Regions from separate parts of the Homo sapiens genome. Here regions 1 and 2 are each linked to region 3. A link is a loop called in an ENCODE intact Hi-C map of the cell type or tissue named here. Cell type or tissue: natural killer cell. All regions are shown on one strand. Links, peaks and the distances in the headings refer to the core of each region. The heading gives the core; the rest is flanking DNA.

Region 1 (10,928 bases), core at 3,373-8,372, 250 kb after region 3:
CTTTAGGTTTAAATTGGTTTATAACTACGATGTACACATAATGAAGTTCCATTAATAGTAAGCATAAGGGATGGAACTTATAGATTCAAATGTCAGAAGTAGTGATAATAATATAAATCTAAACATGAAGAGTGTAACATGAGTAATGGTAGTCCATGGAGAAAAAAATCACAAGTGAGTTAAAGAAGAAATGTAACATGAATTAAAAATATACTTGAAATGTAAATAGTTATAATTATATTGACAATATTTTTTTCCACTGAAGTCTATACAAAAGATTTGATTTATGAAATTCTAATCAATAACTATTTAGATCATGCCATAAAGCAGACAATTAGAAACAAATTTTTAAATCTATTTGTTTACCAAAACTATCCCCAGGTCTAGAATATTCTATAAACACAGAATAGATTCAAGTTAAATTGCTTTTTAGGTATTCGTAGCATACAAAACTCAGTTATTCTTAATCTATCCATAATATGAAATTGCAGAAATGTCTGTGATTTTCTTCATCCTTCTTTTTAAAAAAAAAATCAGTGTATTCAACTGATATTTGGTCATATAAGCCCAATCTTTAGACAGAGGAAAATGAAGGAAAAAAGGTTAGAGATGCAATAGCAGACCATATTAAATAAATATCAAAAGTAGTTTCTTAGTTGAAAATGTGGAATTATTTAATAAAAATAATGTAGAATTTTAGTAATATTTACTTCTATTAGATTTGGGTGTGATTTGTCATTGCATTAGGCATTGATGTGTCTATACCATGTGCACCTATTAATACACAGTACATTATTAATGATCATATTTGGACTTGGTAGGTAAAACTTTATTTCTATAACTGCTGTCAATGTTAGGCTGAGTTTACGGATCTGAATTTCCCTTCCAACATTTTTTGAAATGGGATGTTAAAAAAAAAAGGAAGAACTGGCCTAGGAGTGCCTAATATCAGTACCTAATTATTACCACAAAATAATCCATAACATTTTTATGGTCAAAATGTGGGTTCCTTTTCTTTTAATTTAGGATGGTTTGTTTATTAGAGTCAAATCTTAGAGTTCAAGAGTTTAATTGTCTAGTTTGTGAAATAATGTAACATCATTTTCTAACAGAAAAGAGCCTTAGAGATTACAGAAAGACAAAGAAACTGAGGCCTGAGAAGAGAAGCAAGTAATCTACATTCATATAGTATCTAGAGTGATAAAAAGTATAGTTCTTTCAATTTCTTGGACTTCCCCTTAAAAATGACTGTGTCAAGGGAAAAAAAGGGCACAATGAACCCATTTGGTTAAAAACATTAGCTCTGATAAAAGTCCTGCTAAGGATAAAGCTTAGCAATTCATTTTAATAAGAAACATCAGACTTCCTACAGAAGGACATAACCCCTTTCTTATTCAGTTTCCTCGCCTGTGAACAGTCATAACAGCACATGCTCTATATATCTCATAATATGAGAAACATTTATTAAGTGCTTACTACAAGTAAATCATAAAACTATGTATATTGCACCTAATTTTAATAAAATTTCTATGAGGCAACTCTCCCATTATTGTCCTATTTTGGAGATGAGGAAACTTAGAAACAGGATGGCCAGGTTATAAGCTCAAGATGCTATAATGCCTATGGGATAGGACTAGGATTTGAACTCAGAGGCTAGAGAGACTTTTTACTCCTGCATCTAGCTGCTTTGCTTCATGGCTTCCCACCACTTTTGTCTTAAAACATGAGATAATAGGTGGGGGGAGGGGGTAACATCAAAGTAATAAATAATTTTTCAAATGCAAGATCATATTAATCCTAGAAAGGATGTGGGCCCTATCTCAGATTATCATCAGTAATCAATACTTAGATGCACAGGTCAAAACTCTGTAATAAGTTCCATTACAAGGAAGACTGAGATAGAACATGTATAAGCACAATGGAAAAGTCCATTCGTTCTAATTATTTATTTAAAATTACTGTATACTAAACTCTCTTAAAATTCATCATAATAAGATTTGACCTGTGTGGATAATACACTTTTCATTTCCACACCACTTATATATATTTTTATAAATATGTTTGTTCTCAGTCATGTTTCCCTATGGCTCATCTGTTTAGTATTTTTATCTCCTTTACCTGTTCAACACGTTATATTCTGCTATTCCATCTAAATAGAACAAATGTTTCAAAAAAAATACCAATAATGGCTGCAAATTTAAAAAATAATCTCACAGTGTTTTAGTAAATGTACTGAGCTTGGCTACAAGACAGTTCACAGTAGCACAGAAGTCCAGCCTGTAGTGGCTTCCATCCAAATCAATGTAGCCACAAATAATCCTTGCAAAAGGATAAAACTGAGTCCAAGGACAGTGTTATCAAATTGTTACAATGTAGTCACTTTATAATCAGTCTCAAATGTTAGCTCAGGGGAAGTCATTGGGCATCAACATAATTCATGTTCTTATGGTTTAAAAAATAAAAACTGTAGATGGTCTCAATCTTGGATCAAGGTTAATGGAGTCTGTCAAGGATTAAAAATATGTACTTAGAAATCCGAAAATCTCACACCTCTCAATTTTTTTTTGGCATTTTCTAAAATTTCCATAAACAACTAAAGTTCGGTTTAGTTAGAGACTTGGTTGGACTCACAAGTCCTTCTCTTCTGTCCTGTGACTCTTTACGCATTAATCAACTGAAAGTTACAAGATGTGAAAGTGTGACTCAAGTCAACTTCTCTCTTAGACAAGTAGTGTTAAGTCATTGCCCGAAAATTTTCTTGTTGGTTCCCAGCTTTCTAAAAAAATAGTTCTTGATTTTATGTCAGGTAGTGAAACTCACTATAGAAACTCATTTATTCCATAAACAACAGAACAGTTTTTGTTATTTGCTAGATCTGAAATAATTTCTAATATACTTAAAAATATTTATGCATTTTATATATATATATATATATATATATATATATATATATATATATATATATATATTAGATATATATATTAGAAACTAGGTTGGCCAGGCACGGTGGCTCATGCCTATAATCCCAGCAGTTTGGGAGGCTGAGATGAGTGGATCACTGGAGGTCAGGAGGTTGAGACCAGAATGGCCAACATGGCAAAACTCCATCTCTGCTAAAAATATAAAACTTAGCTGGGCATGGTGATGTGCACCTGTGGTGCTAGCTACTGAGGAGGCTGAGGCAGGAATACCTCAGAATACCTTCATTTTGAAGGTATCCACTATTTTAAAACATGTCTCTAGTGTGTTTATATGCAATTTCAGCCTACTATAGTAGAACTTTTATTGAAGGTCAAATGCAACATAATAGTAGGGAACAGGAAGCAATTGTGGCAAAGTTCTCTACAGTATTGCCCTAAGTTCTAAGAAATTCTACAATAAATTTGAAATTGTCTGCTGAAGTCATGTTGACTTCCATTATTTATCCCTGAAAAACGAATGAGAGTTCCAAATGTTATTGAGTAGTCACTGCAAAAGTCATTAAAGAAACCAAAAACTATTATTAGAAACAGTTTTGTTTGTGCTTTCTGTTGGTTTGTGTTTGGTTTTGAGACAGGGTCTTGCTCTCTCACCCAGGCTGGAGTATAGTGGCAAGATCATAGCTCACTGCAGGCCTGGCCTCAAGCAATCCTCCACCATGGCCTTCCAAAGTGCTGGAATTGTAGGCATGAGCCACTGCACCCAGCCAGAATGTCTTGTATTTGAGTACCCATTTATAATTTTTCATCAGTTTTTTTCTTCAGCTTCCATACTCATAAGTGATATTTGAGTCACGAATTCAAGCATTCATATATTCATTTTTTTAACTATATAAGTAAAGAGTAAAGCTAATTTACTGATTTGTCCTTGAGGAGTAGAAGACAAAAGAGGAGATGCTGACCAAATTCCCTAGTTAATTTTCAGGGTAGGAGAACAGAGACTGGATCACTGTGCTACCTTAATTCAATATCTATTAATTAAGGCTTTGTTTATTCTAAACACTGCACTACACAGGTAGGAGGATATAAAAAATATGAGAAAAATGTATTATCTGCCCTTGATGTATCCATAAGTAAATTGATTCAAAATGACATTTTAAAATATGAACCATAATTAATTCTTCTTTTATATTCAAAATATATCTTCTGCATGTTTGCAGAACATTTTATTATAAAAATCGTAAATTTGTGGATAGCAATAAATTTCAGGGAATTACATTTTTTAAGTTGTCCTTATTCAATACTTTGCTAATATAATTGATATTCATAATGATGACCAGAGGAGTAAATATTCTAAAGATTTAGAATTATAAAAATAAACACTAAATTGGCCAGGCACAGGGGCTCATGCCTATAATCCCAGCACTTTGGGAGGCTGAGGCAGGTGGATCACTTGAGGTCAGGAGTTTGAGACCAGAGTGGCCAACATGGCAAAACCTCATCTCTACTAAAAATATAAAAATTAGCCGGGCATGGCGGTGTGCACCTGTAGTGCCAGCTAGTGAGGAGGCTCAGGCAGGAGAATTGCTTGAACCTAGGATGCGGAGGTTACAATGAGTCAAGGTCACACCACTGCACTCCAGCCTGGGCAACAGAGTAAGACTCCATCTCCAAAAAAAAAAAAAAAGGAAAATAAAAAATAAAAATAAACACTAAACTATGTTTAGTGTGATATTATAATAAAATCTAGAGTTTTTAAAATGAGACTCCAAGAATTAATCAAATGTATCAGTTTCAGAAAAAAACCTGCATTTCTGTATCAATATTTCCTATGACATTCTTAGGGCATTTTATTAAATCCCATAATTACTTCTTTCTCTGATAGTATGTAAAAAATGTTGTTATTAGTTTACTAAAGTAATATTTTCCCCAGTTCTTAAGGATGTGCATGCCATGAAAGAAAAGAAAATCACCAAGCAGGGACATTTTCTATGTGATCAAAGAAGTAGCAGCTGCGGTAGGATGTTTGTTCCAATAAATGTACAGGCCTTTGGAAGAGTTCAGATATACTACAAATAACACTGGAATCTTAACATTCATTCATGTCATTCTCAATGTTTCAGGATCTATCTTCATCAAATCAATGATATCATTGAGAGTTTAGATGGGCATAGCATAAATACAATTAGCATAACCACTGACCACATGATCTGATCCAATACACTATGACGTATGATTTCCTCAAGAATCTTCAAGATTAGGACGGTGCTCCTTTTGACACCCTATGCCACATAGCTTTTTCAGCAAACCTTAGACCTAAAAACTAGTGGTTTCAGAATCATTTCAGAGCAGGAGAAGTGGTAGGATGCCATGATGCTCTTGGAGCTAGACAGATGAAGACAGAATACTCTCATCAAACTGTAAATTCTGGAATGGCTTGGACTCTCATAGCAGCAGTAGTTTATGGAACCACTGATTTTAGAAAATTGGTCATCTGACACCCTCCAATTGACAAGTGAGTTCTCACCACTTGTCATGTTAAAACTTGGGACTACATTTCTGAGATTCTTGTTCTTACCACTGAAGCTTGATACTAATTCCATCCCGTTCATCAATGTCACCATCATTATCTTTTTATTTCTCTATATGCCAAACAAATGTGAAAGAGCTTAGTTTGATTTTTTACTGATCCACAATTAACCTGAAGAATACAGGCGTGCCTCAGAGATTTTGTGGTTTCAGTTTCAGACTACTGCAATGAAGCAAATATTGCAATAAAGTGAGTCACATGAATTTTCTAGTTTCCCGGTGCATATGAAAGTGTGTTTACCCTATATGATAATGAGTTAAGTGTGAAATGGCATTATGTAAAAAAATTGCATATCTTAATTTAAAATATTGTTAAAAATGCTAAAGATTGTCTGAACCTTCAGAGTTGTAATCTTTTTGCTGGTTTTGGGTATTGCTTCAATGTTGATGGCTGTTAACTGGTGAGGTGGGTGGTTGCTGAAGTTTGGGATGGCTGTGGTAATTTCTGAAAATAAGACACCAGTGAAGCTCAGCACACTGATTTACTCTTCTTTTCATTAAAGAGTTATCTGTACCATGCAATGCTGTTTGGTAGCATTTTACCCATAGTAGAACATCTTTCAAAATTGAAGTAAGTCCTCTCAAAATCTGCATCTGCTTTGCCAACTAAATTGATGTAATATTCTAAATCCTTTGTTGTAATTTCAACAATATTTACAGCATCTTCACCAGGAGTAGATTCCACCTTAAGAAACCACTTTCTTTGCTTGTCCATTAGAAGCAGTTCCTCATTCATTAAAGTTTTATCATGAGATTGCAGCAATTTAATCACGTCTTCAAGCTCGGCTTCTAATTCTTGTTGTCCTGCCATTGGCACTACATCTGCAGTTACTTCCTCCACTGAAGTCTTGGAACTCCTCAAAGTAATCCATGAGGGTTGTAATCAACTTCCTCTAAACTCCTGTTATTATTAATAATTTGACCTCCTCCTATGAATCACAAATGTTCTCTACGGCATTTACTATGATGAATCATTTTCAGAAGGTTTCCAATTTACTGAGATCCCTCAGAGGAATTACTATCTGTGGCGGTGATAGCCTTACAAAATGTATTTCTTAAATAATAAGATTACACCTTGATCCATGGGCGGCAGAATAGATGCTGTGTTAGTAGGCATGAAAACAACATTAATCTTCTTGCATTAGAGCTTTATCAGAGCTCTTGGGTGACCAAGTACATTCTCAATGAGCAGTAATATTTTAAAAGAAAATTATATTTCTGAGCAGTAGGTCTCAATAGTGGGCTTAAAATACAGCATGTCAACCATACTGTAAATAGATATGCTGCCACCCAGGCTTTGTTGTTCCATTTATAGAGAACAAGTGGAGTAGATTTAGCATAATTCCTAAGGGCCCTAGAAATTTTGGAATGGTAAATGAGCATTGGCTTCAAATTAAAGTCACCAGCTTCATTAGCTTCCAACAAGAGAGTCAGCTTGTTTTTTGAAGCTTTGAAGCCAGGCATTGACTTCTCCTCTCTCACTGTGAAAGTTATAGGTGGCATCTTCTTTCAATAGAAGACTGTATTATGTACATTGAAATTATATATTTTTAGTGTAGCCACCTTTTTTAATTATCTTAGCTAAATCTTCTGGATGACTTGGTGCAGCTTCTACATCAGCACTTGCTCTGTAACTTTGCACTTTTATGTTACAGAAACAGTTTCTCTCCTTAAACCTCATGAACCAACCTCTACTAGCATCCAACTTTTTTCTGCAGCTTCTTCGCCTCTCTCAGACTTCATAGAATTGAAGAGTTAGAGTATTGCTCTGGATTACGCTTTGGCTTATGGGAATGTTGTGGCTGGTTTGATCTCCTATCCAGACCACTCAGACTTTCTCCAAATCAGCAATAAGGCTGTTTTGCTTTCTTATCATTTGTGTGTTCAGTGAAGTAGCCCTTTTAATTTCCTGGAGAACTTTTCCTTTGCATTCACAACTTGGCTAACTAGCACAAGAGGCCTAGCTCTTGGTCTGTCACAGCTTGCCACATGCATTCCTCACCCAGTTTAATCATTTCTAGCTTTAAATTTAAAATGAGAGATGTGGTTCTATCTTTCACCTAAACACTTACAGGCCATTGTAGGGTTGGCCTAATTTCAATATTGCTGTGTCTCAAGGAAGAAGCAGGCCCAAGAAGAGGGAGAGAGACAGAGGAAAGGCTGGTCTGTGGAGCAGTCAAAACACACACAACATTTATCAGTTAAATTCTCCATTTTACATAGGTGCAGTTCATGTACCCGCAAAAATTACAACAGTAAATATAAAAAATCACTGATCATAGATTGCCATAACAGATAAAATAATAATGAAAAGTTCTGAATTATTGAGAGAGTTACCAAAATGTGACAAAGAGGCACAAAAAGAGCACATGCTACTGGAAAAATGGCACAGACAGACTTGCTCAATGCAGGGTTGCTACAAGCATTTTATTTGCAAAAAGCACAATTTCTGCAAAGTGCAATAAAGTGAAGTGTAATAAAATATGGTATGTCTGTATTTTGGCCAGATGACAGAATTATACTTCCTAGAAACTGGCCACATAAACGTCAGGGGTTTTATTCTTTCTATGGGGTGAACCTGGAAGATGTAACAAATGAAACTGCTAAAAAGATTTTAAGCTAAGATGGTTTTTAAAATAACAGCTGGAATTGATTTAGAAAGCAAATGAAATTGCAAGGAGATAGCAAAGGAACACATTGTGACGACTAAACAGAAGCCATGCATGGGGTTCTCTGATCTAGGAATCTGGATGAAGCTGGGGAGGCATTCAGAAGCAATAGCCACATTTTTATATGGGTCATAGAGACTCAGGTGTGCAATGCCAGCTCCAAAGAGATTTCAAGTGCCATGAAAGGCAGCCCCTGACAGTCTATGCTCTCTTCTTATTTTTGTGGAAATGGCACTCCCGTAGGATTCCCAGCAGCTATGATAACAACTGCCATGGTGCTCCCCCCAGAGTATGTCATTCTTTCCCATTAACACAGCTGATTGTCCCTAATGACTTTTCGGTATCAATATGGTTCTTTATTAGCCACTTCTAAAGTGTTGACTTTGACATATGTATAGTCTCAAATTATGTTTTTTAGAGTATAATTGTAGCTCATTGTCCCTAATACAGCCAGCTTCAAGAGTTTGACTGAATTGCTATAGCTTTTATGTAGTTCAATGTTAGATGCTAGAGTGGTTATAGGGGGTTTCAATTACTGAGAGAGTAAATGAAAAGGTAGCCTTTTTTTCTGCTCTTGATTTTGATGATTTTTCTCATTGGAGAGAAATAGTACCTCTGAATTAATGGGAACACTATAGGAAAGAATAAGGAAATCATAATTCAGAGCAGAGTTACCCTCTGCTGAGACTCCCTGTGTGCTTTACTGCAATGAGAATTTAAAAAGATTTATTAAGGGTAAAATATGTCAATTTTGTAAAATAACACAATCTGTGGTAAAATAGTTTTAAAAAGAAAGTTGTTGAAGTTGTTTTCTTTTTTGGTCAAGTTTATATTCCTTCATCGAGCAAAATCCAGGTGTTTGCCATCAAACGTCTTAATCCGTATTCTTTTGACTTATTTTCCTAATTTAGGTACAGATTATCATTTTACCTCAGAGACATGAAGTGTCAGCACAATTAATTGAAACAACTGATTTGTTGTTTGAGAAGAAAAATAAGAATATGATAATTAGGCCCTACTGCACACATATTTCTGAATCACAATTAAAAAAGAAAGTACCGAAACAGTAGTATAAAATATAGGTAAATATGTGTTGATAATACTTCATTCCACTCAGAAAGCAAGGTTATATTTGTTTCAAGCCATGCATTAGATAGTTGAAGTTCTTGAGGAAGTCAATAAATAGCACCCTTCTTCCCCACTCAAGTTCTGAAATAAGAAGCAAAATAGGTGGAGGCAGAATATCACCTTTATTATTGCTACAGCTGATCATTTTGAAGAATGTGACTCACACCTTCAAGTATGTGGGCTGAAAATTTATAGCATAGAGAGGTCATCTGGGAGGATTTACATTCTATAGGCAATACAAAGAGAGGAAGGGAACATGAGAGTTAGACAGTGAGAGGATGAGGGAGAAAGAGAGAAAAAGAAGATATGGAGATATGCAGGCTCACGTGTCCAGTTTTTCCTTCCCAACTTCCCATTTAAATGCATGTCTGGAGTAGAATAAAAAGGAGAGCTTAAAGTGTTACATTAATGGAACTCATTACATATGAAAAGACAAGAGTAGGGAAAGAAACTTTTCCCCATAAATATATGCATAAAAGAAATAAAAGGCAATCGAATATAAAGTACAAAAATATAGTAAAGTTAAAAAAATCCTAGCTTTATTTCTTTATTTAAATTAATATTCATAAAGATAGCTCACAAAAACCTACACATATATGGTAATAAGTAGATAATTCTCCACAGGAAAGAGTTACCAAAGCTTGAAGTGATTGCCAGAAATCTCCACTTAAAACAATGGGTGAAGAAGAATTGGGGATTTACACAAGAGGCATATGCCCTTCATTCCCCAGGACTTAGGAATAGTGCTCCAAACTGTAGAGGGCAGAGCAAGTTGATTGTCCACCCAAACCAGCTACAAGAAAATTGCCCCTCAACGTCATGTCTACACTCCACCAACTACTTCAACTCTGGTTTCAACATTAAATTAACCCTACATTTTAAGTAAAGGATTTCATTCAACATTTCTACAAAGTCTCCTTCTTAAACTGCCTATCATAAATACTTGAAAATAATAGGACATGGCAAATATCTAAAAAAGTACATTACCATATGAAAAACTTTGCTGCCTGAGATTCATACATGATGCAAACCTTCTAAAAACAATTAAAAGTTATTTATGTCCTAATCATGAGATGAGAACATCGCCAGCCACATCATTTCACCATGTAGTATTAATTTTTGCAGAGAGTAGAAACAATTTTGCTAAAGATGTTGATGAGGCATGGAATTCTCTCATGCTTTTCCTCCATTATCATCTGTTCTTGGTTCTTCCATTGACATCAACCCTTTGCCTTCCAGGGTAGCTAGCAGTAGGAGGGCTGTGGCATGCAGCAGAAATAGCCTTCAAAGTTGTCACCTTTCAGACCAGACATTCTAGAGATACTGTACTGACTACTGGGAAGGCCAGTCCTGCATGTTGGAATAATTTCAGTGCAAAAGTGAAGCTGACATATCCAACAGATTTCAAGTGTCCTAGTTCTAAAACAATTTTACGAAGGAGTCTGTGACAGGATTTACCAAGGAGTTGTAGAGCAAAATATATGTGAAGAGGCTGGTCAGTATTCAGATGGTCATCTTCAAGCCATACAACTTTCCTGCATTAGTCAATGTTATCTAGAGAAAAAAAATAAGATATGTATATATAAATGTATACATCTGCATATGTATAGACAGAGGGAGGGAG
Region 2 (9,993 bases), core at 1-5,000, 650 kb after region 3:
GTTAAACTGAGCTAAGAGTCATCTTTATAAGTCTCTCTGGAAAATGATTATGGTGTCTTGAAAAGCCACATTAAGAATTCAACTAATATTAACAGCTGCCATTTATTGCTGCACTGTCCAAAATGGTGACCACTTCACATGTGGCTACTAAGCACTTGAAGTGTAGCTAGTCCCAATCAAGATGTGCTATAAGTGTAAACTACATACCAGATTCCAAAGACTTAGTATGAAATAAAAGAATGTAATAATTTTTATATTGATTGTATGTTAAAATATGAATATTATTAGATTAAATATATTACTAAAATAACTGCACCTACTTCTTTTACACTTTTGATGTGGCTTCTAGAAAACTTATAATTACATATATATGAGTTGCCTTTGTGGCTCATATTACACTTTTGTTAGACACAACTGCTCTGCACACTTACCAATGAATCTGGTTTGCATTTTACAGTATCTTATCAAATGGATGATATTATCCCTATAAAAAAATAGAGAACCTAAGCTTGAGATTAACTTTTCCAAAGTCATTCACAACAGTTACACTAAACCAACCCAATGACAACTATTTTTAATGCTGTTCCAAAGAAAAGTAGGTAATAGTTTCACAACAGTTTGTTTTTAATTTTTTACCACTAGAAGACACTGAATTTAGAGAATTATTTTTTTAATTTGGTAGAATCACACTTAAGACACTAAATTTAGAGGAAAAATTTTGAGCTTGGTAGAGCCATTTTAATAAGTAGTTCTCTTCTATTTTAAAATTTCTTCTTAGCAAGGGAAATTCGATCCATATGTTTCTGCTTCTTGTATACTCACTTATCAAAATGTTATTCTGCAAAAGTTATTTGATGTCTTAGAAACTGTAACTTTTCAAAATTATTTTCTTTGAACTGAGAAGACCCCATTGCCTGGACTGTAAACAGAAAGAACTTGAACCCAAGCGCCTCAGTGGCATTTGATTTCAAGCCTAGGACTCAAAAAGATCATGCAGATTTTAGAATTTAGAATAGTCTAACAACCCTGAAGTAGAAGTCAATCATTACTGGAGTATCTTGGATTAAATTAAATGCATACTTTTCCTAAACACTCTCAGACGGAAAAAGCAAACAAACATAAAACAGTCTTCTTGCCTTTAAAATGCCATGTGTAGGAAAGACTAAGTTTACAAAGGAGATACGTTAGGAGTTGATTTTTTTTGCTTTAGTAAAGGCTAACTTTCAAAGTGTTTCACTGCAGAATTCCTTTAAATTGTTAACTCCTCTGGTGAAATTATATTTTGGTCAAATCATTCCTTGATAAAGAAGCTATGAGGAAAGAGGAGATAATAGAAAATACTGGGAATCACTGCCAATTAAAGAGCAATTAGAAAGATATATTAAACTGTGTCTACAATTATGATGTAACTAAATGAACAAGCACACTCAATTTTAAAGAAGTACAACTTACACTAAGTGTTCAAGATAATATCTATTACCCAAAGAAACACACTTCGGCAGCCAGGCGCTGTGACTCACACTTGTAATCCCAGCACTTTGGGAGGCTGAGGAAGGCGGATTACCAGGTCAGGAGTTCGAGACCAGCCTGGCCAACAAAGTGAAACCCGGTCTCTACTAAAAATACAAAAATTAGCAGGGTATCATGGCACACGCCTGTAGTCCCAGCTACTTGTGAGGCTGAGGTGGGAGAATCGCTTGAACCTGGGAGGCGAAGGTTGCAGTGAGCCAAGACTACGCTATTGCACTCCAGCCTGGGCGACACAGTGAGAACCCATCTAAAAAAAAAAAAAAAAAAAATTGTGCATATAAAAGTATCTTAGAGCGCACATTGTGACTGTCTTCCTGATAAAAGCAAGATACAGTTCAGATAATGTATTTTAAAAATAGAAAAACACTCTTTAAAAACCAGCAACTGTTTAAAACTTTTAAACACTCTTTAAAAAACAGCAAAAGTGAGTTTAATGGTGTCTTTCAACTCTGTTTTCCAGACTTATAATTCAGAAAATAAACAATAGGGAATATATGGGAACTAAATGGAAACTGTCATAAATACATGAAAAATGTGATGGAAAAGAACTTCTGGGCATGGTTTAATGATTATAAATGTGTATTCAATTTGTACCATGTGGAGGTTGGTTAAAAGTGAAAGTAATCTGCTATGACCAGTTTCAATATTTTATGAAAGTTCATCCTTCCCACTCATGGCATTGATGATCTTGTTGGTTCTCTGAAAAAATCTAGAAAAGGAGTACATAATTGTGCATTGTAGGACAATCATCAGTAAACAGGCTAGGACAAATTTAACTTGTAAAACAATTGTATTATGATGTGAATTCTGTCTGTTTTGTTTTGGTAGATAATGGGCTCTCAGAATAATCTCTCAGATGAAATAGAAGAACAAACACTAGGGAAGATACAAGAACTTAATGGACACTACAATAAGTATATGGAAAGTGTGATGAACCAGCTCTTGAGCATGGTCTGTGACATGAAACCAGAAATCCATGTGAACTACAGAGCCACCAACTAAATGTACATCACAGTTTTCAAGAAAAAAAAAGGTGTGTGAGTGCCACCTGGTTGCTTATGGCTTCGTATTTTTATGTTGAGAAATTTGAAATGAGAACCTTAAATTTACATTTACAGGAAATGTGACATAACTCATACATCGGCACTGAATTAAACAAAACAAAATACAACTGTTGCTATATCTTTTCTAGTAATAATTATGACCTTGTCACTTAACTTGGAGTAAGTCAAGAATGCAAAATAGTAACATGTTTTTTAACACTTGAAAGAAAAACATGGTCATGACAGCTTTTTAGTGGGCATGGGTTTTTTATTTCTTCTCCTTTTCATCGATTTAGAAAATGTGCTCTTAATTGTATTAAATGGTAATTTGCTAAAAGATAATCTTTAAGCAAGATATAATTATGACTCTTCAACAGATCTAAAAATGAACATGTCAAGGGTCTTATTTAATTCAGTAATCAATGGGAAACCAGTAAAACAGAGAGATAGAGACAAAGAATGATGGGTTATATAGCCACTTTTAAACATAGATGGGGTTTATAATCATTCTGTCTGTCTGACCTCAACTAAACAGATATTATTTTTAAAAGAAAAAAGTAAATGATAAATAAGCTAATAACATAGATTTTGGAGCTTTGAAAAAAAAAAAAAAGAAATACAAAGAAAACTCCCAGGAGATATACTAGGTTAGTGTGCCACTAGCCCAGTCTCCTAGTTACAGCTAAGCTAAACTCTTGTTAAATACTAAGTATTTTGTTAGTGCAATGTATATATCATCTCAATCCTACCTTGTAAGCAGTATTAGTGCTCTTGTTTTACAAAATGAGATGCAAAGATGAAGGAACTTATCTGGAGTTGTTTGGATAACAGTGGCAGCACTGAGCTTTGAACTGGGCAATGTGACTCCAATGTTCACACCCTTTACTTCTTACCAAACTGCTTACCTGCACAGCTCCTATATTTGCATTAGTAAGAAGCATGGGTGCTATAAAGTCTTTGATTTTCCAGTAATATATGCAGACAAATTTTAATTCCAGTCTAAACAAAAGTTAATTATTGTCACCAAACTATTCATATAATCTTCAATTATATGAATCTCTGATTATATGTATAGTTTGGTAACAATAATTAACTTTTGTTTAGACTGGAATTAAAATCATAAACTGAAATGGTTTTAATTGATCATTGTTTTAGATCAGTGGTCCCCAACCTTTTTAGCACCAGGGACCAGTTTCGTGGAAGACAATTTTTCCAAGAATGGAGGGGTAGTGGGGTAAGATAGTTTTGGGATGAAATTGTTCCACCTCAGATCATCAGGCATTAGAGTCTCATAAGGGACATGCAACCTAAATCCCTCACATGTGCAGTTCACAATAGGATTCGCGCTCCTATGATAATCTAATGCCGCTGCTGATTTGACAGGAGGCCATGCTCAGGTGGTAATGCTTGCTCAACTACCACTCACCTTCTGCTGTGTGGCCCGGTTCCTAACAAGCCACAGACAGGTACCAGTCTGTGGCCCAGGCACTGGGGACCCCTGTTTTAGATCACTAGTATCATTGTTTCTTTTTAGGAGAAAAAGTTAAAATTTTACCACATATCTTAGTACCTCGGAAATAGTCAATTTTATATGCATGTTAGGTAAATGGAGCAAAATTTGAATTCTATTTGTTTCTCCATTTTCCCAACTTTGGGGGCAAGGAAAACCAAACCAGTTGATTGGTTTTATGTGGTATATTTCCCCATTTATTAGAATGAGAACTGATTGCCAATTAAAGAAGAGAAAGATATCAAATATTCCTAGGAACACTGGCTCCCATTTTTTGAGGGGGGTGGAGGAGAAGGCATCAATTAAAGTTGTGTCTCCCTGACATTAGGACAGTGTTGGAGGATTTCTACTCAACACAGATTTGGAGAATTCAATTACTCTATTCTGCAAAGCTTAGATAAATAAAATAATGAGTAAAATTGCACATTTTGGGAGTTATCACGTGAAAAGATAATTCTGAAAAAGATAGCATTGTGATTTGCCTTATATCATAAGATGCAGTTTTCTGTCTTGTCTCATGAAAACCATCAAGACGCCAGTTTTCTGGATGTGAAAGCTTGAATATGTTATATGGAACACTCAAGTTAATAATAAATTCCTGAGCCAGCACAAGAGAAAGGATATCTTTTAGGCCCTAAATACTATAGAAACACATTAAAGTCAGTAGAGGATTTTTCTCAGAAGTAAAGAGGAGCCAGGTCTAGAAGAAAGAGATGAGACTTAGGCATCAGCACACTGTACATCCAGTCCTGCCAGCGCCACAAGCTTTCTATGTCCTATTGGCAACTCACTCAACCTCTCTGGGCCTACGATTCTTTTTTAGTGCTGTAATCTGAAAATGGTGTTGAAATAAATGATCTCTGTAGGCCCTTTAACACTTATTTTTACATACTAAGTCAGACCAATTTTTCAAAAGCAGTATTTATTACTTTTAGTTTTTTCATTCACTACTGTAGTATTTGTCAATTTCTCAACAATCTCACGTTTATTCTAAACACTGTATTGTTAAGAGTATGTGCTGTTGCTGCCCCCAATATCCTAGATTCTGTGTAGTTTGCATATTTTTACATTCAAATATGGTTTCACATCTTTGCCTAACTGAATGAGTCATTTTCTAAGAACTCTCACACCTTCACAGATGGTAGAGCTGCCAGGTTTTACTTTATTTACATATGAAAAGGTTTTATGTATTTCAGAGCTAGCTCACTTATCTGTGAGAGCTTTCTCAGTCACAGAAAAAAAGTTGACTTTTTTGTACGTATACTTATACTAAAAGGCTTTTTCTGTTCCGATAGATCTTCACACAGAAATAGAATAGTGTTAGCATGTTTTTAATTGGTCTTTACCCTTGTTTTGATCCTTTGCACAATCAGAAACTACAAAATGAAAAATTATTCCATTGAGTTCTTACTCATTTCCATTGCACTTAAAAACAAAACCATGCAATTTACAGGCTTGCAAAGGAATGCAAGGATTTCGGTTTTTATTCTCGATGTTAGCACACAAATACACACAAAGTCAGGAATTGTCATCAATGCATCACAGCCATTACTTTCTAGATGGATAGAGCTAGTAGAAGAGAGTTGGCCAGAGTGTGCAGAAAGCTGCCACCTTTGAAATATCCCAGCTGAGGCCATTCTAGGTCTAGCCAACCCCCAACATGTCAGAGTCCAGCCTAAATCAGCACAGCCACATTACCTGCCACCGACCATGAATGCAGGCATGAGCAAAGAGGACATCGTATGAGCCACCCGGAAAACTCATAGACTCATGAGCAATAATAAACATTTTAAGCCACTGAGTTTTAGGGTGATGCGTTATGAAGCAATAGCTAACTGCTATACCGATTGAATATTGCCTTAAAAAGGAGAGGGTGACCAACTGTCTTGAATGCTGCTTAGTGTTCAAGTAAAATAGGACAGAGATGTGACTGTTAGATTTACATATGTGGAGGAGGAGTTTGAGGAGAGAAAGTGTGGTGAGAAAGCTAGAGATAGCAGTTATAGATAACTACAAAACTATAAAAATGATCAGAGAAATGGGGCTGCAGCTTGAGACAGATGTGTGTCAAGCACGTGTTTCTTGTCTGGACTAGGAAATGTTATCGCATATTCATATGCTGATTGAAATTCCTCTAGAGGAGAAAGAATCTCTATGACGAATAGAGAGGGGAACTATTGCAGAAGCAAAGTCCTTGAGAAGGCAGGAAGCCTAGAATTCAGATCCGAAGTAGAAGAATTGGCCTTCAACAGGAAGATGACCATGGGCATGGATTGACAAACATAGTAGGTAAGTAGATCTAGTGGTAGGAAGATGAGAAAGTTCCTATTTACCACTAATTTCAAACTAAATTCGAGGACAATGATCAGCTGAGAATGAGGAGTAATTTTAGGGGACTTATCAAACACGAGAAAGGGTAAAATGGTCATTTTAGAAAGTAAGAAGATTACTATGCTAGGAAAGTGTAATAGGATTATCAAGCAGCACTGTATGTCTAAATGAGGCTTATTGTCATAGTTTTAAAATGAGATTAAGTCAGTTGTGTGTTTTCCTCTGGTCATGGTGAGTTGCTCAACTGCAGGAAGAGAGTAGGCAGGTAGTCTGATTTCACCTCTAAATTCATCATCAAAGACTTGAGATTAGCTCCCTTGTCCTGTGTCTTTTAACTCTAAAGTTGAACTGAAATAATTCTTCTTGAAAGACTACTGTGTCCCTAAACTTAAAGAAAAGAAAATTATTGGAAATAAACCACTTAAAAGAAAGATAGAAATCTAAGCATAGAGCTCATTACAAAAATAATGATTCCATTTTATCAACTTGAAGAAATATAACTGTGATAACTGCATGCTTCTCCTATTTCCTGTTCTTCCATCTCAGCTCTCTTGGGACTGCCTAATATTGGCAATGCAAGGAGTTACTAGTGTAGTGAGTTTGCTTACTTCCAAGAGTCACCTGAAAAAGCTACTTATCAATGACATAAATGACTGGAGGACCTTATGTCCCGTGCAATGTTAACTATTCATTTACTCACTCACTTATTCAGCCATAATTATTGAATTATGTGATAACATACATTTGAGATTGGTAGTAGAAATACAGACATGGCTATTACCAAAAGTGACAAGTCCTGTATTCTTACTCCTACCACTTCCAGTGACCCAGCTCCTCAAGTCCAGTTTAAGATAAGGTACATTTTGAGTGAACTGGGGTTCTCTGTGCCATCTAATAAACTAAACTCCTGCAATAGGTATTGTGAACATAAAGAATATTTAATACTGTGTAGTTTAACACAGTAATTAAGATCACCATCCCTCAGACTAGACTATTTGGATTCATATATAAGTAGCAAATATAAGTGTCTATAATAATGGTAATTATTATTATAGTTGAAAAAAACTAAACCAAATAGGCTGACATAAAGACAAAATGAGTGTGGAAGGAGGTTACGAGGGAGAGAATGCCAGAAAAATCACTGTAACTTCTTTTGCAGACAGTTTAAATAGACCATTATGAAATTCCCTTATTTTTAAACTAGAGTAACTAAACTGTTTCTTCATGTTCAGTTAAGTAGAATCCAATGGAACAGAAGTTTCACTGAGCCTGTTTTATCATGCTAGCACTTCCACTGAAAAAGTATCTGTAACTGTTAACTTGTTATCATTTTTATTAATGTGTAATCAATTAATAAGAACATATGTGTTCCACAGACAAATCCCAAAGATATTTAAATAGAGATAACAGTGAATATGAGAGCCTTGCCAATATTCTGAAGACCTGTTTCCTAGTGGAATTCACAGTTTGTAGTCACAGTTCAGAAAGATGCTTTCCTAAGCAAAAATGTAAATATATCCAAACACTCCAAATAAAACCACAAGCACTGAATGTTATATACATTTACATCTACAAAGGAAGCAAGAAGCTTTTCATGGTGACAAACTAGAATCAGCAAGGTTTAATAGAGCTGTGATTTTGCTGATTGAAACTTGTATAGACCACTGCTCATGAAAAGACTTTCAAAATTGTGTGTGACCACACAGAAAGTAAAGAGGGACCAGCAGGCAGTGAATATAAACCAACACAACACCAGCCATGAAATGAGTAAATGTGTCTAGTAAAAATGAACAAACACCACTCCCATTAAGTCAAGTGAAGGGCTTGCTAATAATGGTGAGAAAGTTGAAACAACAGTGTTAGCAGCAGCATTCAAAAATAAAATAATAATATTAAGGCTGATTTTTACAATATGCTAATTCCCTTTGCCTGAAGTTTCCTTTCTTCCTTCTCTGCCTGACAAACCCTACTAGTTTTTTAAGGCAGGTGTGATGGTTAACTTGAGTGTCAACTTGACTGGATTGAGGAATCCAAGTATTGATCCTGGGTGTGTCTGTGAGGGTGTTGCCAAAAGAGATTAACATTTGAGTCAGTGGGCTGGGGAAGGCAGACCCACCCTTAATCTGGTGGGCACCATCTAATCAGCTGCCAGAAAATATGAAGCAGGCAGAAAAAACGTGAAAAGGACAGACGGGCCTATCCTGCCAGCCTACATCTTTCTCCCGTGCTGGATACTTCTTGCCCTGGAACATCGGACTCCACATTCTTCAGTTTTGGGACTCAAATTGGCTCTCCTTGCTCCTCAGCTTGCCGACAGCCTATTGTGGGAACTTGTGATCATGTAAGTTAATACTTAATAAACTCTCTCTATATATATATATAATGAGTATATATATACTATTAGTGTATATATCTATACTATGAGTATATATATACTATTAGTGTATATATCTATACTATGAGTATATATATACTATTAGTGTGTATATATATATATACTATCAGTGTATGTAAATATACTAATAGCTCTTGTGATCATGTAAGTTAATACTTAATAAACTCCCATATATATACAATATACTATTAGTATATATACATATATGAATAGTACTTGTGATCGTGTAAGTTAATAAACTTGTGATCGTGTAAGTTAATATTTAAACTCCAATATGTGTGTGTGTGTGTGTGTGTGTGTGTGTGTATACACACACAACTAGTTCTGTCCCTCTAAAAGAACCCTAACTAATATAGTGGGGTATAAGGGCTTGTCTAAGGGGTATAAGTGCTTGTGAAGTCATATCCAACTCCCTAGGAAACCTGGCCATTTCCTCCTGCGTGATTTTAGAGCCCTGTTGTAGCCCCTATCATGTTGCGTGGCTTTTAGTCATATTCATCACCCCTTTCTACTGTGATTTCCACAAAGGCAGAAGCTATCTCTTGCTCATCTTTTTCTCCAAGGCCTAACTCAATGCTGAGCACACTGTATTGGTTAATGATTAATTAACAAACTTAATGTTAACAGTAATCAATAGTTATTATAATATAAGACTAGCTTCCCATAAACATGCCAATAGAATCTCACAGAGTTAGAACTTAACACATTTCTTAGAATCTCCTGTTGGTTTGCCAAAAAGGCAAAAGAACCCAAAATATGAGGCTAGGGGTTCTCCTGTTGAATGATGGAGAAGGGGGTGTGTTTACAACCAGCCAGGAGAACATGCACAAAGGCTGAGAGGTGGAGAGAATATGATGCAGATGTGGGAAGTTAGAGGATTGCATTTAGGGAGAAGACTAAAATTGCTGTTGGAGAGGTTAGAAGAGTGACTTATGAAAAGCCCTTTATGTCATGCTAAGAAGTTTGTTACTTAATTGAAATGAGTGGGAAGCCATTGATCGACTTTACGCAGCAAATTGACATTAAGACAATTGTGCATGCAATGATCAGACACCATCCAGTGGAGAGAAAGAAGGACTAGACTGGAGAGAAGGGAATCTGTTAGGACCTATTTTAGTAACCCAAGTGGGCAATGAGTAGGTCTTTATCTACAGAAGGAATGGAGATAAGAGAGTAGAAGGAGG
Region 3 (10,928 bases), core at 3,941-8,940:
GCCTCTTACTTCAGTGATCTTTGGGAGATCTAAAAAAATGCTGAAGACACTCTGCCTTACCAGAAGTAGCTTATTATCCATTTGGTGTAGGAATGCAAGTGTACCTGTAGACAACTAACTGTAATAGAGAATAACATAAAGTAAGCACAATAGTGGTCACAAATCAAAGCTATGACAAAGTAGCATGGGTGCAATTAATTCCTTCCATGGAGGATGGATAATAAATCTAACTGGAGGAGAGAAGGAATGACTTATTAAAATTTATTATTTCAGTTGGGTGCTGTGGTAGAAATTACCAATGGTCATTGTTTACTAATAAGATGCTGATTTTTTTCAGTGTTAGGCTGGCAATGCTTCATGAACACTATCATTTGCCAAGGAATGAACACTGATTAATTAATATGGGTGTTCATCAACCCTTCTTTTATTATCTTTCCCTTCAAGAGCTTTTCTAGACTTTTTTTTTCTAATTACCTTCCCATATGAAATCTTAATATCACAGACATAATATACATCTATTTATGTGCTAAATGTGTATCTACCTACTCTTTGTACATAAAAGAGTAATAATTTTTCATCCCTCACTACCAATTATCACTCTCTTGGGCATAATAATGCTTCTGTTGGTTAAAGTCAATCATGGTATAATTCCTTTTCTGTAGGCAGAGCATGTGACGTAACCACAGTCAGTGAGCAACAAGGAGAACCCTGAGAAGGCACATAAACCTGCAAATGTGACACTTGCCGCCTTTAGATATGGTCACATCAGGATGTAATGGTGAGAACCTTAACTATTTTCTTACTATGCAGGAAAACTTAGAAGGATTCAGGGAAGCTATTATAATATAACTTTAAACATTTTGAGCTACTAAATTAACCAACCCTGGATTTACTCTTCTTCCAGTCTTCTTGATGTGTGAGATAATAGATGTCCTTATTTGTAAAGGCATATTTAATTAATATTCTCTTACTTGAAACTAAAGAATCTTATCCAATATGGGCATCCAAATATGATAGCCTTTTGATAGGCAAGGAGAACTATTGACAGGCTCGGAGAATATCATGGCAAATGTACAGAAACATGAAAGATCAAGGGAGGCTCAATGTAGACTGAATTTTTTATAAGAATGCAAAAGTAGAGACTGTTATGGGATTTCAAGAAATATGAGGCTAGAATGATACAGTGAGTCCAGATGGTGAGGCATTCTTAAATAATTTGTTTGATTTTTTTTAAAGCAGGACCCTTTTGACTTATATTTGGAAAGAAAACAGATGTAAGTGAGATGGCTGAAGAGATTGCAAATAGTCTAAGCAATACATAATTGTGGCAGTGGAAATGTATAGATGGATATGAATATGAAACATACACAGAAATAGAATATATAGAACTTGGTGAGTGATTGGAAAAGTAAAGTGAGTGAGTGAGAAGCACTAATGACTCAAAGTTTCTAGACTTGATGTTTTGGAACAACTTGTAGCATTAATAGAGATAAAGACTAGAATGGAAAGATTAAGGATTGGGAATGAGAAGTACATAAAGTATAGGAAGTTAATTTTGGGATATTTTGAATTTCAGATGCCAGTAGCATATAGAGATGGAAATACTCAACAGAACTTGGAAATGGCCTGTGGTAATAACATATTACACAGTTCTTCTTGAGTCTTCTGTATTTTCCCCTCAATTATGATCAAATCAGCAAACAGGTTTTATAGAATGATTCTGAACCAAATCATTAACAGGATATTTTATAGGAATAAGTAAAAATGTGATTTCTTCAAACACCTCCACAAAAGAAAAGTTGTAATGCTACGTGCATTTAAAGCTTTAATGCACGTGCAGTAAAAATTCCCAATTGGTTCCTTTCACCCAACTCAGACTACTGTTTACATATTGGCAGACCCTGTGTAGGTTAATTTTAGCAGCTACTATTGCTTTCATTCTCTTTTAATTTTCCAGAATATTTGGAGGTATATTACATGAAATAATGTGTAAATCAAATACGGAATCTATATATGTGGGTAAAAACTTAAACACTTCCTGAAATCGTCTGTCTTTGGAATGAAAAAGCTTTATAACAAGAACATACACGGCATAAATCTGAAAATGCTTATGTCTAAACTGGAACTAAATGTAATCACTACTATGGTCCTAGTAAAGAAGGAATGCAATTCAGAGTGTAATCCCCTCCCTTCCCTCTAAATCCAGACAAAACAACCAAACAACACTAGCATTTTCAATGCGTGCATCTTACAGCCTTCCAACCCATTATTTTAAAGAGGGATTTTCTACAGTTTTTAAGGAGAGTATTTTAAATGTTTTGGGTTATTTCCCATATGTTTTGACACTGTTTCAGATTGACTTCAAAGGGATTCTCTTGCTGGAAAATTTAGGCACTTTAACCTCAAAGGAAAATTCCACAATAGTACTGCAGAAGAACTGAACAGGAAGTCTTTCACATATACTTTGGGAAAGAAAAATAGTTTGCTTCTATGTTTTTATGGAATTTGAGAAATCATAATGTTCGGTACCATTAGCCTCTTTCTTTAACTCTCGTAAAGACTCCTTTGGTTTTCCCTTTTCTCTTTGTGGTGCGTGTGACTACGCTCAGCCTCCCTCTCCCACGAGACAGTAACTCTAACATGTTGTATAGATGGCATTTAGCCACAAGGGCATGGCAAGTGCTGCTTTCTCTGTGGCTGTCATTAAATTGTGCCTATGTTTAAAATCACACAAGGCAATGGGATTGTCTTTGACTTTTAAAAAGAATATAATTTCTCTCAATTCATATTTCCTCTTACCAAGAAAATTCACCTAACATTAGCCAAAAGTAGTTTTAAAGTTGCAGAGACTGATTAGAAAACTTCAAGAATGCAAAAATGCTTGAATTTAGATAAATTAAACTAACTGATATACTGAAATAAAGTTACATTGCATCACAATTTGTTTTTTTAAATGTGGAAATATGGCAGAAGACTTTCTGGTTTCCAGATTCCCATTATAAGCATAAAACTACAGAGCTGCTGCAAAAGTATGGCGTTCCACATTCATTATCTCGAGGCAAAAATAAAGTAAGAAAGGCAGGAAAAGGAAAGCTAGGACAAAAACTCTCACACGTAGGTGTCGTTGAATCTGAGAAGGCTGATATGTAGAAACCAGTTGACTTACAAGCTAGTAGTTAGGTCATGCCCAAAAGACAAGTGCAAAGAAAAGTTTAAATTCTTGATTCCAAAATTTAAACTAAACAAAATAATTTTTACGAAAATCCATTTTACTTGAAAAATGCTAGTCATTTTTGTCACATTAAACATATTTATTAAAATAAGTTGTTTTCACCACTGATTCTAAAAGACTGTATAATTTCTTTTTAATGTAATATTGAAAATATCATGAACTACACAAAACTTTTCATTTGAGTATTATTCACAATTCATTTTGCTTTGTGGTATTTAACTTTAAATAATAGCAATCTTTAACTATAGCTCATGATTTTTAAAAAAATTCAGCAGTGTTTAGTATTTTCAGAGTTGTGTAATCATCATCCAACTTTAGAATACTTTTATCATTCCCCCAAAAGAGAGTAGTATAACTACAGTTCAGTTTTAGAACACTTTTATCATTCCAAATAGAAACTCCTGCATCCATTAACAATCACTCTCCATTACCCAGACCGCTTCTCTAGCCCTTAGGCAACCACTAATATACAGTCTTTTTTTATAGATTTAGCTATTCCGGACATTTCACATAAACTGAATCATACAATATGTAGTCTTTTGTGACTGGCTTTCACATCATATGATTATTTTTAAGGGCCGTTCATGTTTTAGCATGCACAGCACTTGATTCTTATTTCTTTTTATCGATTACAAATTTTCAATTGTATGGATATAGACATCAGTTATATATCCATTCCTCAGTTGATAAGACATGTGGATGATTTACATTTTTTGACTGTCATTAATAATGTCAATATGAATATTTATGTGTATGTTTTACATGGACATTGTTTTTATTTCTCTTGGATATACACTTGTAAGAGGAATTTTTGGGTCATGTGATAACTCTATGGCTAACATTTCAACGAAATGTCAGACTGTTTTCCAAAATGCCTGTACTTTTTTACATTCCCACTGCTATGTACAAGGGTTCTGATTTCTGCATATCCTTGCCGACACTGTTCTTGTCCGCCCTTTTTATTGCAGCCATTCTATTGAGTGTGAAAAGTTCTGTTACTGAGATTTTGATTTGTACTTCCATCCTGTCCAATGATATTGAGCAACTTTTTATGATATCATTGGTCACTTGTATACCTTCTCTGGAAAAACATGTATTCAAATATTTTGCTCATTTTCACTTGACTTAGTTGTCCTTTTTATTACTGAGAGGTAAAGATTCTTTTCATGTTCTGAATACAAGTTCCTTATCAGATATGTGATTTGCAAATATTTTTTCCCATTCTGTGGATTGTTGTTTCACTTTCTTGATGGTATAGTTTGCAGCAAAAAGTTTTTCATTTTGATGAAGCCCAATATATCTACTCTTTCCTTTTTTCACTTGTATTTTTGGTCTCATAATTAAGAAACTATTGCTGAACCCACAGTCATGAAAATTTACTTCTATGATTTCTTCTAAGAGTCATAATCTCTTGACTTTAACCTTAACATAAAAGATGCAATGAAGAAGGATTTTTCTGAAGGGAAAGAAGGAACAATAGTAAAAGTAAAGACAAGAAATAGGAAAAGAAGTAAGGAAAGATGTTATAGATCTTTTGAAAGCAGGGAATTTGTTTATGTAGTGTGGTTTTGAAGCTCTAACTGATTGGACTTTCCAAAGAACAACTAACTTGCTTTTAAAGCTCCAGGGAACTTTAGAGATGAAGGACTGGGACTGGAGCTTTTCTCTCACTACTCTTCCTGCCAACCATCTGAATCAGGGAGGAGCATAAGATATAATGCTGGCCCTTGGGACTGGGGCTGAGGCTGGGGTGGAGCTGGAAATAGAGATAGAGCTGGAGGAAGAGCTAGAAATGAAGCATAGGCTGGGGCTGGATCTGAGGCTGGGCTAGAGCCAGAGCAGAGGCTGGGACTGAGTTTAGTACTAGGGTGAGGCAGGGTGGCCACACTTGCCCAAGCATGAGTCTCTTCCTCTCCTCTTGTATCAGTTTTCTAGGGCTGCTGAAACAAGTTAACATAAACTGGGTGGCTTAAAACAATAGAAATGTATTCTCTCAGTCCTGGAGTCTAGAAGTCTGCAGTTAAGGTGTTATCAGTGTTAGTTCCCTTTGGAGGCTCTGAGGGAGAACCTGCCCCATGTCTCTCTCCTACCTTTTGATAGTTGATGGCAATCCTTGGCATTTTTTGGATTATAGATATATCACTCCAATCTCTGGCTCCTTCCCTCTGTATCTGTGTTTCTGCGTCAGCATTTTTCTATTTGTAAGGACATCATTCGTATTGTATTTAGGGCCCACCCGAATCCAGCATGCCCTCGTATTAACTTGGTTACATCTACAAAGAGCCTATTTCCATAAAGGGTAAATTCACACAGGTTCTAGTAAATTCTGGGGAGACACCATTCAACCCAATATACCTCTTTGGTAGGTCTTTTGGAAACTGAGCTCATGTCCCAGCACTTGCAAATATGAAAGGAGCAGGAAAGGAGCTAACCAACAAGAGGACAATGCTAAGACTTTTTGTCATGACAAGACCCAATGTCTATCCCAAGCTTTATGGAAATAACATTGAAAATTATTATCATATTTTACTGTATTAAAGGAACTAGATTGTATCTTGTTTTGTTAGAGAACCACTTGAACACATTTTATGTTTCTCTTCCCAGTGCTGGCTTTCACTTTGAATGCTTTAAAAGTGTCTGACTTCACACTCTGAACAGAGCTACTGGGAGTGTTTTAGATGCTACAGAGTGACCTACTTTAGATTATCTAAACTTGAGGTGTGAGAAAAAAATTAAAATCAATTTTGGTAACTAAAAGGAGGAAGTAGAGGTATAGAAGATCACAGAAAGCTGTTAGTTGCACTTTCATGCTGACAGTCTGTGGGAAGATCCAAAGAACCATCTGTTTGTAAAGTCTCTAGGCATGTTTTAACAGTCATGCATACAGGCAGCCTTAGATAATCACCACAAAAAAAGATTCTATCACACTGACATCATTTAGGAGTACTAATGGTATTTGAAATCATATAAGAATAGGCTTAAAAATGAAAGGTACACATAGTCATGTCTAAAGTACTATACCAAATTGTTTTTTGAAGTCTGTTATGAACATACTATTTGAATACATTTTTGATGTTTTATTATGCCCTATCATCTTCATCTACTTTTATGGTTAGCTTTTTATGGTTCAATTCCATTCTGTCTCCTACTAGAGCTTTTATTAGTCATGAGAGATGAGGCTATACTAAAAGAACAACCTCAAAAATCTCTATAGCATAAAACAAAAGATTTTGTTTGTACTCCTGCAAAGTTCCGTTAGTGGGTATTCTCCTTCATTTGGTGTGTTGGGGTAGCCTTAAGGATGGCCCTACAGTCATCCCTGACTCCTTGTATTCATCCCCTCTATATCTCCTTGACTCATCTTGTATTCTTGGATATGGACTGGACTTATTGACTCACTGCTAATGATTAAATACTCAGAAATAATAGGTTGCACTTCCAGTAGTAGGTTATAAAATGACTGTGGTTTTCATCTTGAGAACACTTTCACACTTTCTCCTGAATCACTTACTTCAAGGAAAGTCACCTGCTGTGTTAGAAGGGAATCCTGTAGAGAGGTACTGGTTGCAAGGGACCAAGGCCTGCCAGCAAACCTAAGTGAGCTTGGAGGTAGGTACTCCCTCACCACAGTTGAGCCTTCGGAGGAGACTAGAGTCCCAGAAAACAGCTTTGCAGTAACCTTATGCAAGAATTTGAGCCACAGGCCCCTAGGTAAACTATGCTACGGTTCTTAACCCACAAAATCTGTAAGATGATAAACATCTGTTTGGGAGTAGTTTGTTACACAGCAATAGATAGGTAATATGTCTGGTAGCTTGGGAATCCAGGGGCTTTCCACTTTGTGATTCAACCATAGCAACATGAGACTTCAAATTTGCCCTCGTGTGGAAAAGAGATCTTGGAAAATCCACTCTTGAATTGACACACATCATTTGCACTTACAGTCCATTGGCTAGAACTAGTCATGTGGCTCAAACCTAACCTCAGGGAGGCTGGGAGAAATAAAGGAGGGCATGTAATTCTCTGTGGATATCACTCTCATTATCACATTTGCTCCATCCCTTGTCAGACATTAAATCAACAAACACTTTGAAAATTGCAATGTTAAAAAAAAAAAAAGAAAGAAAAAACATTTCTCAATCCTGTCACCTCATTAAGTTAAAATCCCTAGTTATTCCCTTTATTGCAGTGCTGCTCCTCATAAGAGACAAGTCCAGACAATCTTTCTCTCCTTGCTCTATCTCTATACGCTGCTGAATCCTATGGACTGGACTTATCTGACTTCTACCTTCAAATCTAAAGAATATGATTGTTGAAGATTTACAAGACTTTTTATATTTAAAAAATGAAAAATCTTTTCTGAAGCCCTCATCCTTGACCTCTGAGGCTCTTAATGCAAAATTTATACCAATCTTGTTAGAATTTGTATTCCCTTTCAATTTTTGTGATATATTTTATTATTTCAGTCATTGGAGGAGTCATGCTGGTGACCATTCTATTAATAAATGCAGCATCACCTCCCATTCTTCTCCAATTATATTGGTTTTACTTATTTGGCACAAATATAAGCAGGAAAGGGGAAAAGTTACTTAACATGTCTTTAAAGCATATTTGAGTTATTTTACTTCCCTGATTTCCTGTCTATCAGATTCTAGGATTACTTGGAGTAACAGTAAAATTATCGTTCAATTATTAATATATTGTATCACAAACTATTAAATAGTAAGATAGATTTTTTCTTTTTTTCCTACTTTCCCAAATTTTCCAGTGATGATAATGAAAATAAGCTGGCATCATATTCCAAGAAACAGTGAAAGGTAATTAAACAATGACCTAAGAAAACTATCGGGGAAAGCACCTATTATTTGTCATAAAGATATGTGTTAGATTTACATAAACATATTTTATTATTTAATAATTACAGAATGTTTAATTGGTATATATCATGTGTTTAACATATCTGTTAAAATTGGTTTATTGAATCCAATTTGGTTTGTGTAAGTCTGAGGAAAAGAGTTCTGAAGGGGTATGCTAAGATATCTCCTATAAAAATGTTTCTGATATGACCTTTATATTTTTTCTTTTTCACTTTTTGTTATTCCTCTTGTCCCCTTTAGTATAGGGGCTCCCAAATGTTCTGACTTTGGCCTTATCTTCCAGTTCTCTCTTCCCTTAGTGATCACATCTTCACAGCTTCAAATGACACTGCTCTGGGTATAAGTGTCGAGTGTGAATTGCTACTCTTGACCTCACTCCCAAGCTCAGAGCCTGATTTCCAAGGCCTGCTGGCTGCCCTTCTGACATCTTCTACTCTTCACTTTCAGAACAGAATTCAAACCTGCTTGTCCTCCTGGTTTTATGTTTATGCCAATGGCATGATCCTTTTCCCAGTTACTAATATGAGAACCTCTGAGTCATCTGATTCTTTTTACCTCCATCTCCAGTAGCTACCCAGATCCTGCTAGTCTTGCTTCAGCTATAGCCTTCTCAGCTATGCCGTCCTTTCTTTGTCAGTGCCTTAGTTTGTCTGACGCCTAATATATTGACTCTCATGGAAAAGACACTTAATAAATATTTGCTTATTCCAAATCACTTTGCTTATGATCTACCTTTGTCCAATACATGGTATGTATATATATATATTTTTTTTTTTGAGACAGAGTCTTGCAGTCTCACATAGGCTGGAGTGTAGTGTCGTGATCTTGGCTCACTGCAACCTCCACCTCCTAAATTCAAATGATTCTTGTGCCTCAGCCTCCCAAGTAGCTGGGTTTACAGGCACATGCCACCACACCCAGCTAATTTTTGTATTTTTAGTAGAGATGTGGTTTCACCATTTTGCCTAGGCTGGTCTTAAACTCCTGGGCTCAAGTGATCCTCCCACCTTAGCCTTCCAAAGTGCTGGGACTACAGGCATGAGGCACCACACCCAGAACCATAGTACATATTGAACAGTTTTAATCTTTGCACTTCAAGATTCACAGGTTTTTTTCTAGTGAAACATGTTATGACCTATTTGGAAGTAGCCTCAAAGAATGTTCATGAGAGAGAGAGAGAGAGAAGAAGAGAGAGAGAGGAAATGAGACAGAGAGAGATTATCTTCATCTCCCTCAGTTCCAATAAGGTGTGAAGAAGACCCAAATATCTCAATTGTCCTAATGAAGGGCATAAATGGAAGCTGAAACAAGGAGAATAAGGATGCTATGGTGAAGAGCTGCAGAGCAGACCATACAGCTCAGTCCCTGAATGGCAGTCACACCATATCTTAGGAATCACATCATCTTCATCAGCCAAGGTGGCTTCCATTGATGGGGCTTTCTCTGTTTGTTCTTAGATTATTGATGGAATATATGGAGTCTGCAAAGATGTCCCTGAAGTGGTTAATGCACCCTTCCAATGCTGAGGGGGAATTTCATTAATTATTTAGGCAGCTGATGCAGCAGGGGTGGGAGTCAAGAATTCAAGAGTCAGTGTGTTTAGACACCTCAGTGGAGACTAGCAAGAGGTAGAGGATAGCTTCAAGCCAGAAGCCTTGATTTTATGTAAGTCTATGTTCAATCTAAATACCACCTGGAATTAAGGTGTAACCTGGCAGGTCAAATCAAGTAGAACTTGTGGTACATGAAAAGATTCAACTTTATATTTTCCTCCACTAATCTTCCCTTTCCTGATGAGACAGCTGGCTGGTCCATCTCTGCTGTGTAGTTTTGCTTTTCCAGGCTGGAATCAGACAGTGCCTACTGTTTTTCTCCAACATCAGGGTAATCTCTCCAAGTAGTCCCACTGAAGCTGGGATATTGACTAAATAGCTTGAGTCAGAAAGGTTAAGGCATAAAGAGTTCATGGATGAATTCAGTTATAGAGAGATAATGAAACAATGTGTGCATAGCTATGTTGTGAATACAAATTTTAAACTACACTGTATTTTGGGAATTTTTGTTTTGCTCACTCAAGTATCCCAAGGCATTATAAGAATGTTGACTGAATGGTAAATGTTTAATAAATATTTGTTGAATGAATGAATTGGTTAAGGTAAAGGATACCCACTACCTCTATTCTAGGAATGAATCCTGGAATTGAATAAGCCTGTCCTAAGCCAATAATCTTTGCTAGAAGCCAGCTTCTAGCAAAAGGTGAGAATACAGCATTTTGCATACTTTTGCTCTAGGTTGGAGGCTGCGTTTAGCCTATGAGGAAGTGTTCTCTATCTAGGTCAGACTAGCTCACAAAGGCATTATACAAGTGTTTGAAGCCACATCCTCACAGAATGAAGATTATTCTTTGATTGATCATTGCCTCTGAGCATACACTTCTTCTGGTGACTTTGTGGGAATTGAGAATTGTCTAGCAAAGAACAAAATTCTGTGTTCCTCGGTTACCTCATAACAAGGCATCCTAATTTCACCTTTTTCATTTCCCCTAAATAAGCTTAATTTCATCCCTCTATACCCAGGCTCTTACTTCCTGTTTGGTATATCCTTTCCTGATTGCTTTCAGAAACATCTTTGCCATCACTTCTACTTTTCATCTAAATGCCCTTGGAACTTTCCTTTTTCTACTTCAATATGAAGTAGATTTCTCCCTTCCCTGAATCCCATAAGCCTTTTATTGCAATTCAAACATTATAGCTTGTGTGATACTTACTGCTGTATCATTTTTCCTTTACCACACAGCTTATTAGCCTAATTACATTTAT

Evidence for each region. A loop is a pair of places that touch in the nucleus more often than their neighbours do. Peaks named below come from ENCODE experiments on the same cell type or tissue, not always from the same donor. Only the 100,000 strongest peaks of a DNase experiment are listed, where the experiment ranks them.
Region 1: a loop joins it to region 3, with 9 times the contacts of the local background. A loop is called at or near these places in 1 of 110 quality-filtered maps.
Region 2: a loop joins it to region 3, with 4 times the contacts of the local background. A loop is called at or near these places in 1 of 110 quality-filtered maps.

What each region holds. Positions count from the first base shown.
Region 1 is chr1:198,914,592-198,925,519 of GRCh38, reverse strand. The region is part of intron 1 of MIR181A1HG (MIR181A1 host gene); the gene reads left to right. Among named protein-coding and RNA genes, the nearest start is that of MIR181A1HG, 17 kb to the left of the region's middle. RefSeq lists an enhancer at 5,576-5,665. In natural killer cell, for the core only: no CTCF peak of the experiment used is centred there; DNase peaks (open chromatin) are centred at 5,229 and 5,659; H3K27ac peaks cover 842 bases.
Region 2 is chr1:198,515,930-198,525,922 of GRCh38, reverse strand. It overlaps ATP6V1G3 (ATPase H+ transporting V1 subunit G3), which reads left to right. Exons shown (of 3, transcript NM_001376861.1): 3 at 2,359-2,701. The coding sequence ends at 2,532. It overlaps LOC105371677 (a long non-coding RNA gene), which reads left to right and starts at 6,113. Exons shown (of 2, transcript XR_922398.3): 1 at 6,113-6,372. In natural killer cell, for the core only: no CTCF peak of the experiment used is centred there; DNase peaks (open chromatin) are centred at 1,742, 2,172, 2,542, 4,822 and 2 weaker places; H3K4me3 peaks cover 1,049 bases; H3K27ac peaks cover 3,472 bases.
Region 3 is chr1:199,168,625-199,179,552 of GRCh38, reverse strand. All of the region lies in intron 3 of LINC02789 (long intergenic non-protein coding RNA 2789), which reads right to left. It overlaps LOC107985243 (a long non-coding RNA gene), which reads left to right and starts at 731. Exons shown (of 3, transcript XR_001738357.2): 1 at 731-778. RefSeq lists an enhancer at 5,958-6,007. In natural killer cell, for the core only: no CTCF peak of the experiment used is centred there; a DNase peak (open chromatin) is centred at 6,042; H3K27ac peaks cover 3,702 bases.